Linked DNA regions of Homo sapiens: region 2 is linked to region 1. Evidence: chromatin loops called from intact Hi-C (ENCODE). Cell type or tissue: mammary epithelial cell. All regions are shown on one strand.

Region 1 (8,000 bases):
CTCCAGCGACGTTCAGCGAGCCCTGGCTAGGGGCCAGGTACTGTGCTGGGACAGGCACTGGTGCCACAGCAGCGAGGAAAACAGACAAAAATCCCTGCCCTTCTGGATATGGATATTTGGGGCCCTGTGAAAGACCAAGCAAAGATGCACTGATTTTTCTTCTATGCCAAAAGAAAGCCTGAATGTATTCATTCAAACCCACGTTTCCATCTTTTGAGTACTTTCTACATGCCAAGCCCTGTGCTGGACCCGAGTCTAGCCCCTCTTCTCTGGAGCAGCTCTTGCCTCTTGGCAACACCGCATGTATAGAAAATGGTAGCATCTAGACAGTGTCCTGGGCTTAGGCAGCCAGGCTCTGGGGAGTCCGTTATGAGGCTTGGTGAAAAGCTTCATGGCATTTAAAGTACTGTGTAATGATAATAAAGACAAAATACAAAGGATTACGGGGTATATTTAATACTGAGTTTTGTTTAAAGCTTCCAAATAAAATCTTCTTACCTTAAAAAAAGAACTTGAACTTGCTTCCATATAGGTTCCTAGCTTATGCCAGATTTTATGCTTGACATGATAGCACACAATTTCTCAGCAAGAATTTTGTTAGGGATATCTGGAAATTACTAATTGCCACTCTTTATGAGAAATTTTGAATAAATAAGGAATATATTTTTTAAAATCATTTTTAAAACAATATTCAAAAAAGGAACATAAAAGAACAGGTGAAAATTATATTGAAAGAATCCAAAGATTCTTTTAACAACATAAAATATTGTAATTTCTTACGATTGTATGCAAGAATTCCAAACTGAACTTTTCCATACCACGTACTTCGAAATAACAGTGATGCTCTAATTTGGAGAACAGACATGAACTGTGAGTGCGGTGACTCTGAAGCCAGCTTGGATGATGCTAAAAGGACACATCAGCTGCAAATCAACACCAGCTGGGCTCTGGGCCATCTGGACCCTGCCCACCTGCAGCCTCCACCCAGCCTCCTGCCTCCACCTCCCTCCAGCTACACCTGGGGTGGCACATCATTCACCTTCAGCACCTGAGACACGAGCTCCCTCAGCGCCCCCAGGGGCCCTTGTCCATGAGAGCAGAGGTGTGCTTGCTGTGGGATGTGGACGAAGATGCTGAGATGCTGGAGGATCTCCTGGTTGAACCTGGAGCATCAGGCAGAGCAGAGTTTGTGCCGGTTGTGTGGGGAGTATGGGGCAGCCATTCACCTCACCCAGCTTGGGCCATCCTCCGAGGGTCCCTAGAGGAGGCTCCAGGCAGGGGATGGCTGGAACTGGAGCCCTGCAGACTTGGGTCTCTGACCACCCTAATCCCTGAGCACCATGTTATGCACTGGTAGCTCACCTGTAGGGCTAGAGCAGTGGTTCTTGAAGTGGGGTCCCCGGGCCTGCAGCATCAGCAGCATCGGGGAACTTGTTAGAAATGCATATTCTTGAACAAAAAACCAAACACCGCATATTCTCACTCATAGGTGGGAATTGAACAATGAGAACACATGGACACAGGAAGGGGAACATCACACTCTGGGGACTGTTGTGGGGTGGGGGGAGGGGGGAGGGATAGCATTGGGAGATATACCTAATGCTAGATGACGAGCTAGTGGGTGCAGCGCACCAGCATGGCACATGTATACATATGTAACTAACCTGCACATTGTGCACATGTACCCTAAAACTTAAAGTATAATAATAATTAAAAAAAAGAAAGAAAAAAAAGAAATGCACATTCTTTCCCCCCATCCCTCTGCACTCTGCGTTTTAACAAGTCCTCCAGGTGATTCGGGTGCATGTTCAAGTTCAAGAAGCCCAGGTCCAGAATTGCTTCTTGTGTCTTACCAGCCTTCTTCTCAGCTATCTCGATCTGTTGGAGGTCCCCCTCTGCCAGGGAACAGTAAGACCCTGCGAACAAAACTTCGCTATTGCATCACCTGGAGAGAAATGCAGATTCTTGGGCCCCACTCCAGACCCATGGGGGATGATTCAAAGGTAAAGTTTGAGAATGAGGGACAATCTTGTTAAAACGAGTTGCTGGTTTGAGAACCTGCAATTCTTTGTCTTTTCTCTTTTCTTTTCTTTTCTTTCTTTCTTTCTTTCTTTCTGTCTTTCTTTCTTTTTTTTCTTTTCTTCTTCTTTTTTTTTTTTTTTTTTTTGAGACAGGGCCTCATTCTGTCAGTCCAGGCTGGAGGACAGTGGCACAATCTCGGCTCACTGCAACCTCTGCCCCCGGGGCTTAAACGATTCTTCCACCTCAGCCTCCTGAGTAGCTGGGACTACAGGTGCTCATCACTACACCTGGCTAATTTTTGTATTTTTTTGTATTTTTTTTTTTTTTAGAGACAGGGTTTTGCTGTGTTGCCCAGGCTGGTCTCCAACTCCTTGACTCAAGAGATCCGCCCACCTCCACCTCCCAAAATGCTGGGATTACAGCTGTAAGCCACTGTGCCCGGCCAAGAACCTGCATTTCAAACATGCTCCCAGGAGAGGCTGATGCTATGGGCTTTGGCCACACTTTGAGTAGCAAGGTCCAAAGCCCCTAGAACAGGGCTGGTGAGTGGAGGAGGAAAGAAGCTCTCAGTAGGATTTCTCCTGCCTCACCCTCAAGCTCAAGTCCTGGAAACTTCTGGGAAGTGAACTGTAGTTGGAATCTCTGTTTCTCCACTGAGGGGCTGTGTGACCTTAGGCAGGAGACTTCACCTCTCTGGTCCTCAGTATCTTCAGCTATAAAGTGGGTCTCCTGAGAGTGACTCCTCCTAGTGCTGCTAGGAAGGGATGGAAGCAAATGAGCCATCAGGCACAGGGTGCAGGCGGGGGTTCCCCTCCTCACATGCTCTCCTGTGGACTAGTGATGCTGGTGGGTGGCCGAGGACGCATCACAGAGACCCCTCTGGAGTGGGTAACTGGAGAGGACCCAGACAAAGCCCTGGGCGAGCGCCCTGCACAGAGACCCTGCATGGAGGGGGAAGGAGGCCCTCCATTGATTGGGACATGCTCATCTTGACCATCCGTTGACCACCCCCAGCCTCAGGAATGCAGATCCCTGTGAACTGTCCGGAGACCACACCCCAGTGCTCCAACGAGTCTTGGATGTGCGGGTGGAGGGCGAACCCCCTCTTAAAGCTGGGGCCTACGGAGCAGTTGCTGAGATGAAATTCAGGCCTGGCCCCATTTAAATCCAGCCCCCACCTCCCCCTCCTTCCCAATTCGGCCTCCTCATCCTGCCCAACCTGCTTCACACCCCGACTCAGCCAGCAAACAGAGGTCTCCCTTTCCTTCCTCCAAAAGGGAAGGGGCTCCCCCAGGGCCTCCGCTGGAGTGGTTCTGGGTCTCCAAAGTCGGAAGTGCAATCGTGACCAACTCTCAGCTGCACCCTCTGCTGCCTGCAGCGGGTGTTTCACTTGCTCAGCAGGAATCCTGCCCCTGGTGACACCTCCACCCCAGGAGGCCAGCAAGCCCCTCAGGGAGCAAAACCAGTTGCTCTGGGAGACCTGGGCCTTCCCCACCGCCTCCCCCTGTCCACAGAGAGGGGCGGACATGCGGCACCAAAAACCGTGTTTCTGACTCTGGCATCAAAGGTCATCCCTTGTTTCTTCCTCAAGCGACGTTCAGTGAGCCCTGGCTAGGGGCCAGGTACTGTGCTGGGACAGGCACCGGTGCCACAGCAGCAAGGAAAACAGACAAAAATCCCTGCCCTTCTGGATATTACATCCCGGCAGAGAGACAGAGACAGCGTTCCAGTTACTTAATAAGTAAATAAAAATACAGTGTGTCTGGTGACAAGTTTGTTGGAAACAAAGCCTGATAAAGTCACGGGGGCCCGGTGCTATTCTAAAGAGGGAGTCCAGGCAGGCCTCAATGAGAAGGGGACATTTGAGTCACGACATTAAAAAGGCAACGCCTGAGCCAGGCAGGTATCTGGGGAAGGGCTCATCCGGGAGAAGGAACAGCCAGTGCAAAGCTGCTGAGGGCTTAAGAAACAGCAAGACCGCCAGCGTGGCCACAGCGAAGTGCCGGAGGGAGGGGAGGAGGGGAAGTCAGAGGCTCTCGTCACCTGCGGTTCTCAGGGGACATCTGGCGACATCTGGAGACATTTTTCCATTGTCATAATTTGGGGAGTACTACTTGCCATCGAGTGGGTGGGGGCCAGGGATACTGCTAAACACCCTGCAATGCCCAGGGCAGCCCCTGCTCAGAGAACGGCCCAGCCCAATGTCAAAAGTGCAGTAGTTGAGAAATTCTGCTCTAGGGCTTGGCTCTGCTCCGCTTATAAGTCACTGCGATGACCTTGCTGTCACCCTGAGAGGGGAGGAATCCATTGCAGGGGCTGGAGCATTAAGATCACACTTTGGTTGCAGCAGCACCCCCTGGCTGCCAAGTTGAGAATGGGCAGCCCAGAGGCCAGGAGGGCAGCAGGGAGCCCAGGGAGGAGGCCGATGGAACGCCCAGGTGAGAGGGTGGTGGCCCAGGAGAGGTGATAAAGGATCAGAGTCCCCACCTGTGATTTCATCTTCACCCAGTAATTCCAACCTGGGGCGCCAGCCTAAAGAAATAGGCACATACTGAAAAAAAAAAAAAAGGTTCACAAAGGAGGCTAGTATTATGATTGAAAGACAAAATTGGGAGTAACATCTCCATTCATTCAACAATAGGGGCCCAGACAGGCACAGCTGGGGTGGGAACTCTGAAAAGGTAGCCTGCTCTCCAAGGTGCCTCCTTGCCTGGAGAGGGGCTCCATCACTGTGTGTCACCTGGGCCATCAGGGAGATCATGGCCAGCACCTCCATGGGCTCCCACACACCCCCTCTGGAGGAGCTTGGGGGATGAACCTGTGGCTGGAACCCGTGGCTGGAAGGATGTGTGGAAAATGAAGACAGAGCTGGTTGAAGGATTTTCTTCTTTGTTTTGATATTTATTCAAGTAATAAAATCCAGGCAATGAGTACTCAGACAAAAGAGAACAGCCACACTCACCAGGCCCACCAGAGGCATGAGGGAGGCAGGAAGAGCCTGGAGGTCTGGAGAGGGGCAGGCCCACCTCTGGGGCGCGACAGGGGCTGGCCTGAGCCTGAAACCAGTGGGGTGGGGGTTTGGGATGGGGTCAGCACACAGCATCGCACCCTCTGAAGACCTGTCCCTGAGATTCCAGGGCCGCTCCTCCGCTTCGCTTCCCACTCATCATCCATGCCTCCCCCCACCCCCCACTCTCACCACCTTCTAGACCAAGTAGTGTAATTAAAGTCAGCAATTTTGTTGGGCTCAACCTGAACATGTGGGTACACGGGCTCCCGATTTGGCCTGCCTCCGAGCGGCGGGAGGTGTTTCCAATAAACTTGGGCGTTTTTAATGAGTCCTTTACAACTGCTAAATAATTAAGCCAAAGATTGACAAGAGCAACTGGTAGCCCCAAATCTTGGCAGCAAATAAGAGGAGCAGGGTCCCACCCTGCCATCCCCTCCAGCGGGCCTGTAAATTACGCCGCAAAGCACAAGTACAGCTGTCAGAGCACGGCAGCTTGAGCAGCTTAGGAAACTAACAAGCACCTATAGGTCTCACAGTTACCTGGGAGGCCTTATTTTATTTTTTCCAGGTTTGATGGGGATCTGCATTGAGGATGGCGTCTATGCCACTCGTACGGCGGAGACCCAGAGTTCCGCAGATGTGTGTGGTCAAGCCTGCCCAGCAGCGTGGCCAGAGACAGAGCAGATAAAATATAAGATGTCCAGGTCAATTTGAACTGCAGATAAACAATGAGTAACTCTTCTTCTCAGCACAAGCAAGTCAGGGCATACTTACAGTAAAAAAAGTTATTCATTGTTTATCTAAACACCCAATTTAACTGGCTATTCTGTATTTGATCTGGTGATTCCTTTCCACATGGAAGGCCTGTTTGAAAAAATATTTACCTGGAGAGAAATCCAAAACATGGTCACTGCTTTCTCACTGGGCCCTTCCACGGCGTATATCTTTGGTGGGTGCTGACACAGTGAGCTTGCAGCAGGCAATATCCACAGCAGCTGAGATGGGGCTTCATGGCCCGGGTCGGAGCCCTGACTCAGCCACTTGCTTACCTGTGTGATCTTGGGCAGCTTTTTAACCTCTGGGAGCCTCGGTTTCTCCCTGTGCAAAACAGGCATGATAATAGGAATACAGTGGTCCCCCATTGGCAGTTTCGTTTTCCTAGGTTTCTGCTACCTGCAGTCAACTGCGGTCCAAAAATATTCTGAAACTAGAAAATTCCAGAAAGAAACAATTTGTACGTTTTAAATCGTATACTGTTCCGAGTAGTGTGATGAAATCCTGAGCCATCCTGCTCTGTCCCACCGGGATGTGAGTACTCCCTTGGTCCAGGGTGTCCACATTGGCCACACTATCTGCCCTTTACTGTACAGGAAAAAACGTACATAGGGTTTGGTACTATCTGTGACTTTAGGCATCCACTGGGGGGTCTTGGAAAGCATCCCCCACAGATAAGGGAGGAAGACTGCCTTTCATAACATTGTTTTGATGGTGTCCGAACATACTTCATATTAAGCACTTAGTACAAAGCCTGGCACTTAGTAAGCCCTTGAACACATGTTAGCTGGAGTCATTTTGTGTTTTAAACTTCATTCCTACGGAATCCATATCCCAAACTTCTGATGGCCTTTCCATTAAAAGGACAAGATCAGAATGCCTGTGTTGGAACAAAACATGGCCCCTTATCCAGGCATGGTGGTACACACCTGCAGTCCCAGTTACTCAAGAGGCTGAGGTGGGAGGATAGCTTGAGCCTAGGAGTTAGAGGCTGCTGTGAGCAGTGATCACTGGTACTCCAGCCTGCATGACAGAGCAAGATTTTATCTCTTAAAATAAATAAAATGAAAAAAGAAAACATGGCCCCAAGGCTAATGTTTTGGGCTGGACCCCAAAAAACTAGGACCTTCTGCTTTCAAAGTCAGTCTGGTTGCCTTCGAGTGTTTATGGGGTCCAACCAGGACAAAACCATGACACACTTTGCACAGTTCCCCAGTAGCAACACAGGGACTGTGCTGGGGCCACCTGGTTAGAGGCACTGTTCCTGAATTTGAGAACCAGTTGAAAGGTAATCCTGACTGACTCCCCAGTCCCACATCTAACTGCTGGGCTCACTGCTATGGAGATCATACCAGGACATGGTGACTGATTGTGTTGGAAACTATTTGAGTCACTTGCCTTTCCAATTCCTGCACAGCTCTGAGCACCGGGCCAGGTTCAAAGTACAATCATGCATTGCCTAACGATGCAGATGCATTCTGAAAACAGAATCCTTAGGTGATTTTGTCGCTCTGTGAACTCTGTAGCATGTACTCACATGAACTTAAATGGTATATAGAAGGTATAGCTTACCACACACCTAGGCTACCTGGTACGGCCTACTGCTCCCAGGACACAAACCTGTACAGAATGTTACTATACTGAACACTGTAGACAACTGTAACACAATGGTGAGTACTTGTGTACTGAAACATAACTAAACATAGAAAATGGAATGCATTGCACTATGACATCATGGCAGCTACACTGTCACTAGGCAATAGGAAATTTTCAGCTCCATTATAATCTTATGGGACTCCATCTTATACAGTATATGCAGCCCATCATATATGTAATCTGTCATTGACTGAAACATCTTTATGTGACACATGATTGCAGAATCAGGAATCTGCTCTCCAGGAGCTGAAACTGTGGAAGAAGAGATGAGCTATGAGGGCAAATAAGGCTAAATCAGGCCAGGGAAGGAGCTACTCTTCACCGAACAACTATTATTTGTTGAGTGTCATTTGCATATGGCATGCCATTTAATGCAATTTGGAGGACAGCCCTGAGAGGCTGTGTACAGAGGGAACTCCCAAGACTCAATAGGACGAAGAAGGTGCCCCCAGTGTCAACTGGAAGGCAGGGGACTGAAACTCAAACCTGGACTTGAGGCAGCTTGAGGGATTGAGGCAATATTTAGGTTTAGAAATGG
Region 2 (8,000 bases), 63 kb before region 1:
ACCTCAAACTGTGTCAAACTCAGCCAAAAAAATGTTATGAGCTTGGTTTGTTGTTTCCTCCCACCCTCTCTGCCTCCTTCCCTTCCCTAAAATACAGGATGGGTAGGAAAGAATCTTGCTTTGCAAGAAATAACAAACACAATCACGATGTTTATGAAGACTTGACGTGTGCTAAGTGGTTTACACTGTCAGAAAGGAATTATGAAATAGACAGAAAAAGATTACTAAATCTCTAACATTCTCTTTAGTTATCTGATTCTATAAGAGCCGTTGCTTTTCATTGTCTTTATTGATAGTAATACAGATGCTTTCTTTTTTTTCTTTTCTTTCTTTCTTTTTTTTTTTTTTTTTTTGAGATAGTCTCATCCTGTTGCCCAGGCTGGAGTGTAGTGTTGCAATCTCAGCTCACTGCAACCTCCACCTCCCAGGTTCAAACAATTCTCCTGCCTCAGCCTCCCAAGTAGCTGGGATTACAGGTGTGCACCATCGTGCCTGGCTAATTCTTGTATTCTTAGTAAAGGCAGGGTTTCACCATGACGGCCAGGCTGGTGTCGAACTCCTGACCTCAGGTGATTGACCCGCCTCAGCCTCCCAAAGTGCTGGGATTCCAGGCCTGAGCCACCGCGCCGGCCAGATGATTTCATCTGTAGAAATGCAAATGTTTTGTCCCTGGAAACACTATTTTTGCTCTGTGACTATTAACTAGTTCTGCATCTATTGGTAAATTCATTTCAGCATTTCTGATTGCCTATCTATGTGTGTGTTTGAATTATCCTTTGAACTATTTGTAACATCTTACTGAGTGCCTGGTTAATTTTAAGAGTTAAGTAAAAATCTTTGTTTTAGATTTATAGAAGAGTCATGATTTTGTCTTTAAAAATATGCTTTAATAACATGCATAATCTTATTTCCAACCCTGTGAGGTGGCTATCATTACCATCATCCCCATTTTACAGACTTACAGAGGAAAATCGAGGCCTAGGTGTCATGAAATTTGCCCAAGGCCGTCCACAGGTCATTGCTTGAGCCAAGCTTTGCACCCAGGCAATTTGAACCCAGAGCTGAATCTGTTCACCACTATACCACGTGGTTCCTGTTGTGTAGCCTTTCATCACTGTATGGTGTGACAGGCTCACCCCCAACTGGGCTGCTGCATTTCAAGTTGGTGACCTTGATGTTGGCCCTTCAGGATTCCCCAGTGTTCAGTGCCTTTGTAGTTGTCCAGTGTGGCCAGCTCCACTGGGAACCCCACGGAGAAGGCGTGAGGCCTTTTCCTCCACTGTGTTCTTCTCTGAATGCCTACTGCAGAGCTCTGACCTGTGTGGGTGCAGCCAGGTTCTTACTGATGGGGAATGGGAAGCCAATTGATAGAGGCCTTAAAACCTCCAGCTTGGCCACATGCTGGGGCTCATGCCTGTAATCCCAACACTTTGGGAGGCCAAGGCAGGAGGATCACTTGAGCCTAGGAGTTTGAGACCAGCCCGGGCAACTTGGCAAAACCCTGTCTCTACAAAAAACACAAAAATTAGCTGGGAGTGGTGGTGTGCACCTGTAGTCCCAGCTACTTGGGGGGCTGAGGGGGTGGATTGTTGGAGCCCAGGAGGTCGAATCTGCAGTGAGCCATGATTGCACCAGTGCACGTCAGCCTGGGCAACAGAGCGAGACCCCTGTCTCCCACCAAAAAACCCACCTCCAGCTCAGAGTCTGTACTTGTTCCTCAATGACACTGAGGTCTACTGCTTTTATTTGTTTAACAGAATAAATGCAAAGCAATAGTATGATTGCTATCACAAGAATGTCAAATTCTTTAAGGTAGCAAAGAACAACTATAACCTGAGAATGTTACTAGCTGATAGATGGATTGGCTTTTAAAAACACCCAGAAACTATTGAACCACAGATATTATCTGAAGGGAGAATGAACAAATTAATGTTTCATTTAGTTGCTGTTCCTGTATGAAATTCTAACCACAGCTCAATGGAGTCAGAACCCCAATATTGCTGTGGTGTGTTTTGTGAGCAGTATTTGTATTTGCATGCTGTGGTATTGCCAGCTAACAGTTACTAAGCACTTTGCATCCAGATCCTTTGTAAATATTTTATATACATGTTCTCATTTAATCTTTAAGTGACTCTATGGTGTAAGTTCTATTATTAGCTTTGTTTTATGGATGAAGTGACTGAGGTCCAGAGACATAGCCACTTGCCAAAGGCCCCAAATCTGCTAAGTGGAGCTGCCAATCAAACTCCCCTGCACATACATAATTCACACTCATTCTAGAAGAAGAGGAAAGCTCAGAGAGGGAGTCAAAACTCCATTTCTAGTATTTCCTTCCAACAGGGAACCCTGTCCTCCCTCTGAAGGTAGCACTCTCACTTTAATTTCTAAAATAACTTTTGTTTCCCAGCTTCCTGATGGAGTAGCCAACCTTGCAGATGGCCCTCGATGATCGGCAGTACCTGGTCTTCATGTGCTTGTGTTGTTCCTCAATATTGTCCCTCAAATGTTGAATCAGGACTACAGTGGAAATTATAATGTGACTTCTGAGGCCAGGTCATAAAAGGCATTGCTGCTTCTGCCCTGGCCTCTTGGATTGCTTGCTCTGTGAGAAGCTAGCTGCCATGTTGTGAGGACACTCAAGCAGCTCTGTGGAGAGGCCCATATGGAGAGGAACTGAAGGCTGGGCAACAGCCACACCAACTGGCCAGCCAAGGAAATGAACTATCTTGGAAGTGGGTCCCTAGCTCCAGCCAGATGCATGTAGCCCAGCTAAAAACTGAATGCACCCTTAGAGCTCCCAAAACAGAACATTCCATCCAAGGTGCTCTCAAATTCTTGAACCAGAGAAACTAGAAGAGATAACAATTATTTTTCTTTTAAGTTCCTAAGTGTTGGGGTAACTTGTTATGCAGCAAAGCATAACTAATAAATATTTAGTTCCTAGAAGCAAGATGCTGCTGTAACAAAAATCTAAAAATATGAGAGTGGTTTTGGGACCAAGAGTGGGAAAAAGTTGTAGAGACCATGAAGAGAGTGTGAGGGAAAGCCTAAATGGTCTTAAAGAGACTGTTTTCAGAAATATGATGGCCTTCAAGGAGGCTATTGGTAAGATCTTGAAGAAAATTGAGGAACATGTTACTGGAAGCTGGAAGAAAGGGGATTCTTACCCATGGAACAGCAGAACATCTAGCACATTTTGTTAACATGGAAAATAGAAAATGTACCTACTGAACTGGGTGATCCAGCTAAAAAGATTTCCAGGCAGAGTGGTATAGGTGCCACCTTGATTTTCGTTGCTACTTTGAGTAAAAATCAGAGGAAAGATAAGCTAAAGAAGAAAAAAACCTATTTATTACAAAAGAGGCAGAAACTGCAGGGTTTGAAAATGCCCAGTCTGTCAAGGTAACAGACAATGTGAAAATTTTAAAAACATTTTGAGACAAAGATAAAATCCAAAGTACAGCCAGAAAAACAGAGCGTAAAGATGAAACTAAGGTGTGGCTGCAAGGTTTTCTTGTTTAGACCTCAGAACTATGCAAGGTGTAGTCTTTCAGCCACTTCATAGCATCCTAAAGTAGAAAAGAGATTTGCGGGTGTAGCTTTTGTCTAACAGAGTGAATGTCAATAAGATTCATAGGACACTTGCAAAAATTTTAAGAGAATTTCACTAGCAAAAACATTGCCAGCTTTGACTGAATAGAAAAGAAACACTACAAGATGAACTGAAGACTTCTATTGGCAAATAAACTACTCAACTGCAAAAACACGTTTACTTTTATGAAAAAGAAAAGATAATTCAGGGATTAGAAGCAAGAACCCAGAAGACAGAGCCAAGAGCTGTAAAGAATCATTTTCAGCAGTAACAGGACTGAGTCCTGGCCAAGGAACTTGCATAATGTTCCTGGCTAGACTTCAAAATTTATCAATAATAGACAATCAGTGTACCTAGTAACTACCTGAAGCACACAGAGAAATCAAAAAGGATTCATTAGAGAAGGAAAACTTGCCAAGCAGGTAGGAATCTGATTTACAATTGCTTTTTTTAAAAAAAGACACCTATGGTGGAGCTTTCTTGACTAATTTTCTTCCTTGCATTATTCTTGATACACAGAGAAGCCAAACCAGTGATTCATCCATGACTCAGTCATAAATAAAGTGGCAAGTGGGATGCTGACTGACTTTGGCACCTGAATTCTAAGGTGCTACAGAAGTGTGGATTTTTATCAACAAACTAACACAGAGTTGAGGTTTTCAACTCCACTACTATGAGCCCTGGGACTTCCAAAGAGATGTCTCTCGGTCTTTCTTGGGGAGGAGTAAAGGTGAGGGTTGCTTTCTCCTTCAATTCAGCTTGAAACAACTCTGCTTTTTGTTCAAAAATTTATACACACATATGTGTAGTCTTTGTACATGAAAATGTAAAGAAGAAAATAAAATTGGTACAGATTAAGCCCAAGACAACTCCTACTTTCATTAATATAATTGCACGAGGTTAGCATGGTAGGTGTTCTGATGAATATGCTCCACCTCCATTCCACCCTCCCTCTAGCATCCCTGCTTGTAAGGCAGAGGCTATAAAGATGAAAATCATATTTCCTGGACTCTTTTGCAGCTAGATTTCTGGATGTGAATTAGATTCTGCTAAATGGATGTACCTGTGTGGAATTTGGAAGGTGAGGCAGGTGCCATTGTCCTGCCCCTTTTGGATGTGAGAGATGGGGTTTACTGCAGCTGCAACCCCCTGTGCATTTTCCAGCTTGTTCATTGTTGAGAAGCAGGTACGGTCATGTGCTCTCGAACTCTGTGGTTCTATTGGCAACCTCAGAGTTTGTAGCCCCATGCAAGGCCAGTTCTGCATGCTATGGGAGTCTTTCTTGGAAGAACACATTGGATTCCAGTCCCCAAAGCTCCCAGTGGTCTTGCAAGCACCGTGTTTCTTACATTAAACCCTGGAATGTTTTCTATTTCTTGCTTTGAAACTTGACTGATATGATTAAATAATTAAACATTACAGAAATAAACAAAAAGTAAAAGCTTCCCTCCCTATCCCAATTCCAATTTTTCTTTGTAACATATTTATTATTTCAGAAAACTTTTCTTTGAAAACCTCTTTATAGATAAGTGCATATATTGTTAAAATATGTTGTTATATATGTAAAATACATATATGTATTATATTATGTAATATTACTCAAAAAAGTCATAATATAGCTATGGTCTTGCATATTGATTTTTTAAATTACAAATCTTTTTGAACCTCAATGAGAACCCCTCACCAGAATGACTAAAAAAAGAAAAAACCTGACACTAGTAAGTGTTGACAAGGACCGGGAGCAATAAGAACTCTCATACATTGCTGGTGTGAGAATTGTAAATTAGTTGGACCACTTTGTAAAACTGATTGGCAGTTTTCATTAAAGTTAAATATACACCTATCCACTGCCTCAGCAGCTTGTCCACAAAAAGACTCATACAAGAATGTTCAGAGCAGCTTTACTATATTAGTCAAAAAGTAGAAACAACCCAAATGTCCCATATGTAAATGAATAACAAATTGTGTTATAACCTATAATAGAATGTTACATAGCAATGAAAAGGAACAAAGCACTCATGTATACATAACATGGATGAATTTCAAGAACATTATGCTAAGTGAAAGAAGCCAAGTATAAGAGAACGCACACCATGTGATTCCTTTTCTGTGAAGTTCAAGAACAGGCAGAACTACTCAACAGCCCCCAAAGTCAGAAGAATGGTTCCTTTGTGTGGGGAGAGGGCGTGACTGATTCTAAAGAGCACAGGGAGCCCTCTCAAGTGACGGGAATGTTCCATCTCGATCTTGATGGTTACACGGGTGTAGACACATGGAAAAATTACTCAAGCTGTGTACTTAAGACTAGCACACTTTCCTAACTAAAAGGTTATCTTTTTGTATCAGCACATTTACATCTGATTCCTTCTGTCGACTATCTGCAGAGATTTCTAGTGCACAAAGTTCCATGTTTTAACCACTGCCCTGTGTATGGACTTAATAGGTCGTCTTCAGCATTTTTGCCATCGCAGATGATGCTATGATGAGCATCCCTGGACATACCTCTTGTGATTCCACCGCAAGTATCCGTAGGGTAAATTCCTAGAAGAGAAATTGGTGGGTCAGAGGGAATGTGGCTCTTGATGTTTCACAGACATTGCCCAATTGCTCTCCAAAAATCTTGCAGCAAACATGCACTCCCGTGAACACCACAGTCATGAGAGTGCTGGTTTTTCCCACACTCTCCCCAGCACTGGAGATTATCAACTTTCACAATGTTTGCCGATCTGATAAGTAAAAGAAAATTATCTTTTTTTTTTTTTTTAATTAGAAGCTGCTCTATCTTTATCCATTTCTCATATTGGGTTTCTGCATCTGATTTTGTTTTTTTAAAAGGAACAAATTTGTTTTATTCGTTGCTAAATAAAACAAATTAAAATTTAAGACTAGAATAAAGGAAAGATCACATTTCTTGAGATTTAACAGCCAAAGGAAGAACAGAATTTCTCTCCGGTGGGTCGTTTCTGTAACACTGAGGCTGGGAGACCCCGTGGACGCCCAACTCACAGCTCATGGGGCCAATTCTGGCTTTGGGCACGATGTTTCAACTTTCTGTGCCTCAGTTTCTTCACCCGTGAAGCGGAGGGAATAACAGTGTTATTATTGCTGTGACAGTCGTTTGAGCTGTGACTCATGCAGGGCTCAGACCGCGCCTGGTCTTATCTCTGCTTCTGCCATTGCCGACATCAGCGTGAGTTGTTATAGAGGCTTCCCCTGTGGGCTTGAGTTTCTGTTTTTCTAAAATGAGGCTGCGGAGTGAGATCCCTTCCAGCTCTCCCGCTCTCCTGATTTCCTGTCCCGTGGCCCCGTGAAGACGTTGCTTCCCTGCCCTGGGCACTATGTCCCAGCTTCCTGAGGTCACCCAGACACCAACGTACCACCCAGGCTGTGCTGCCTCCGCCTTCTCCTAAAGGCGGCCACACTCAGTTGCCTGGCCACAAAGCGATGAAGCTTTTTCCAGAACCTCGGGATCCCTGGAGAGAGCATTTCCCTTGGCTTCAGCTGCAGCCCCTCTTTCTAGATGGAGTGAGCTCCATCGCGGGGGTCCCCCAGGGGGACAGATACCTTCCTGTTCCCTCTGCCCAAGGGCCCACGCTCAGAGCACTGCCTCCCACACTGTCCCTCTGCAGATCAACCGAGGCTTTGACTCCAACAGAGAGTGGATTCTAATTTAGTCTTGGCTGGGACCCCTTTCCCGCAAAAAGATATCTGACCTGATGTCTTGCCAAGTCTCTACCCTCCTCGGCTTACATCATGGAAACTGTCTCTTTTACTTCATGGAATTCAAGAACACTTTCTTCCTTCTGGGTCTGAATCTGAAGCCAGTCACGAAGGGAAGGCACTAATTTCTCTAATTGAAAAATCCTCTCCTCCAGATTGTAATGGCCCCGGACAAAAGGATCAGATCATTTGAAAGACAAATACTCTCTAAGTAAGTTTCCACATTGTTAATATTTCTTGCCTCTCTGGCCCCCACTTTCCTATTTCAAGGCCTCTCTCTAGTCCTGGTTGTGTTCGCTGGAGCCCAGAACCTAACCTGGCTTTTTTTCCCATTAAATAATCAATTATAGACTCACATCAGGCTGGGCACAGTGGCTCACACCTATAATCCCAGCACTTTGGGAGGCTGATGTGGGGCGGATCACCTGAGGTCAGCAGTTCGAGACAAGCCTGGCCAACATAAGGAAACCTCGTCTCTAACTAAAAATACAAAAATTATCCTGACATGGTCGTGGGCACCTGTAATCACACCTACTAGGGAGGCTGAGGCTGGAGAACAGCTTGATCCCGGGAGGTGGAGGTTGTAGTGAGCCGAGATTGCACCACTGTACTCTAGCCTGGGCGACAGAGCAAGACTCTGTCTCAAAGATAAAAAAAAAAAGACTCACATCAAAGCGAGGTTGATGAG

Evidence for each region. Hi-C counts contacts between places; a loop is a spot of excess contacts. Peaks named below come from ENCODE experiments on the same cell type or tissue, not always from the same donor. Only the 100,000 strongest peaks of a DNase experiment are listed, where the experiment ranks them.
Region 2: a loop joins it to region 1, with 2.3 times the contacts of the local background. A loop is called at or near these places in 2 of 110 quality-filtered maps.

The regions. Positions count from the first base shown.
Region 1 is chr20:57,044,075-57,052,074 of GRCh38, forward strand. No RefSeq gene overlaps it. Among named protein-coding and RNA genes, the nearest start is that of BMP7-AS1, 170 kb to the right of the region's middle. RefSeq lists an enhancer at 645-1,146. In mammary epithelial cell, CTCF peaks have their summits at 3,392 (motif pointing left) and 4,381; no DNase peak of the experiment used is centred here.
Region 2 is chr20:56,981,349-56,989,348 of GRCh38, forward strand. LOC105372683 (a long non-coding RNA gene) reads left to right here. Exons shown (of 4, transcript XR_936898.3): 3 at 2,408-4,014; 4 at 4,112-4,456. Among named protein-coding and RNA genes, the nearest start is that of BMP7-AS1, 230 kb to the right of the region's middle. In mammary epithelial cell, no CTCF peak of the experiment used is centred here; a DNase peak (open chromatin) is centred at 4,133.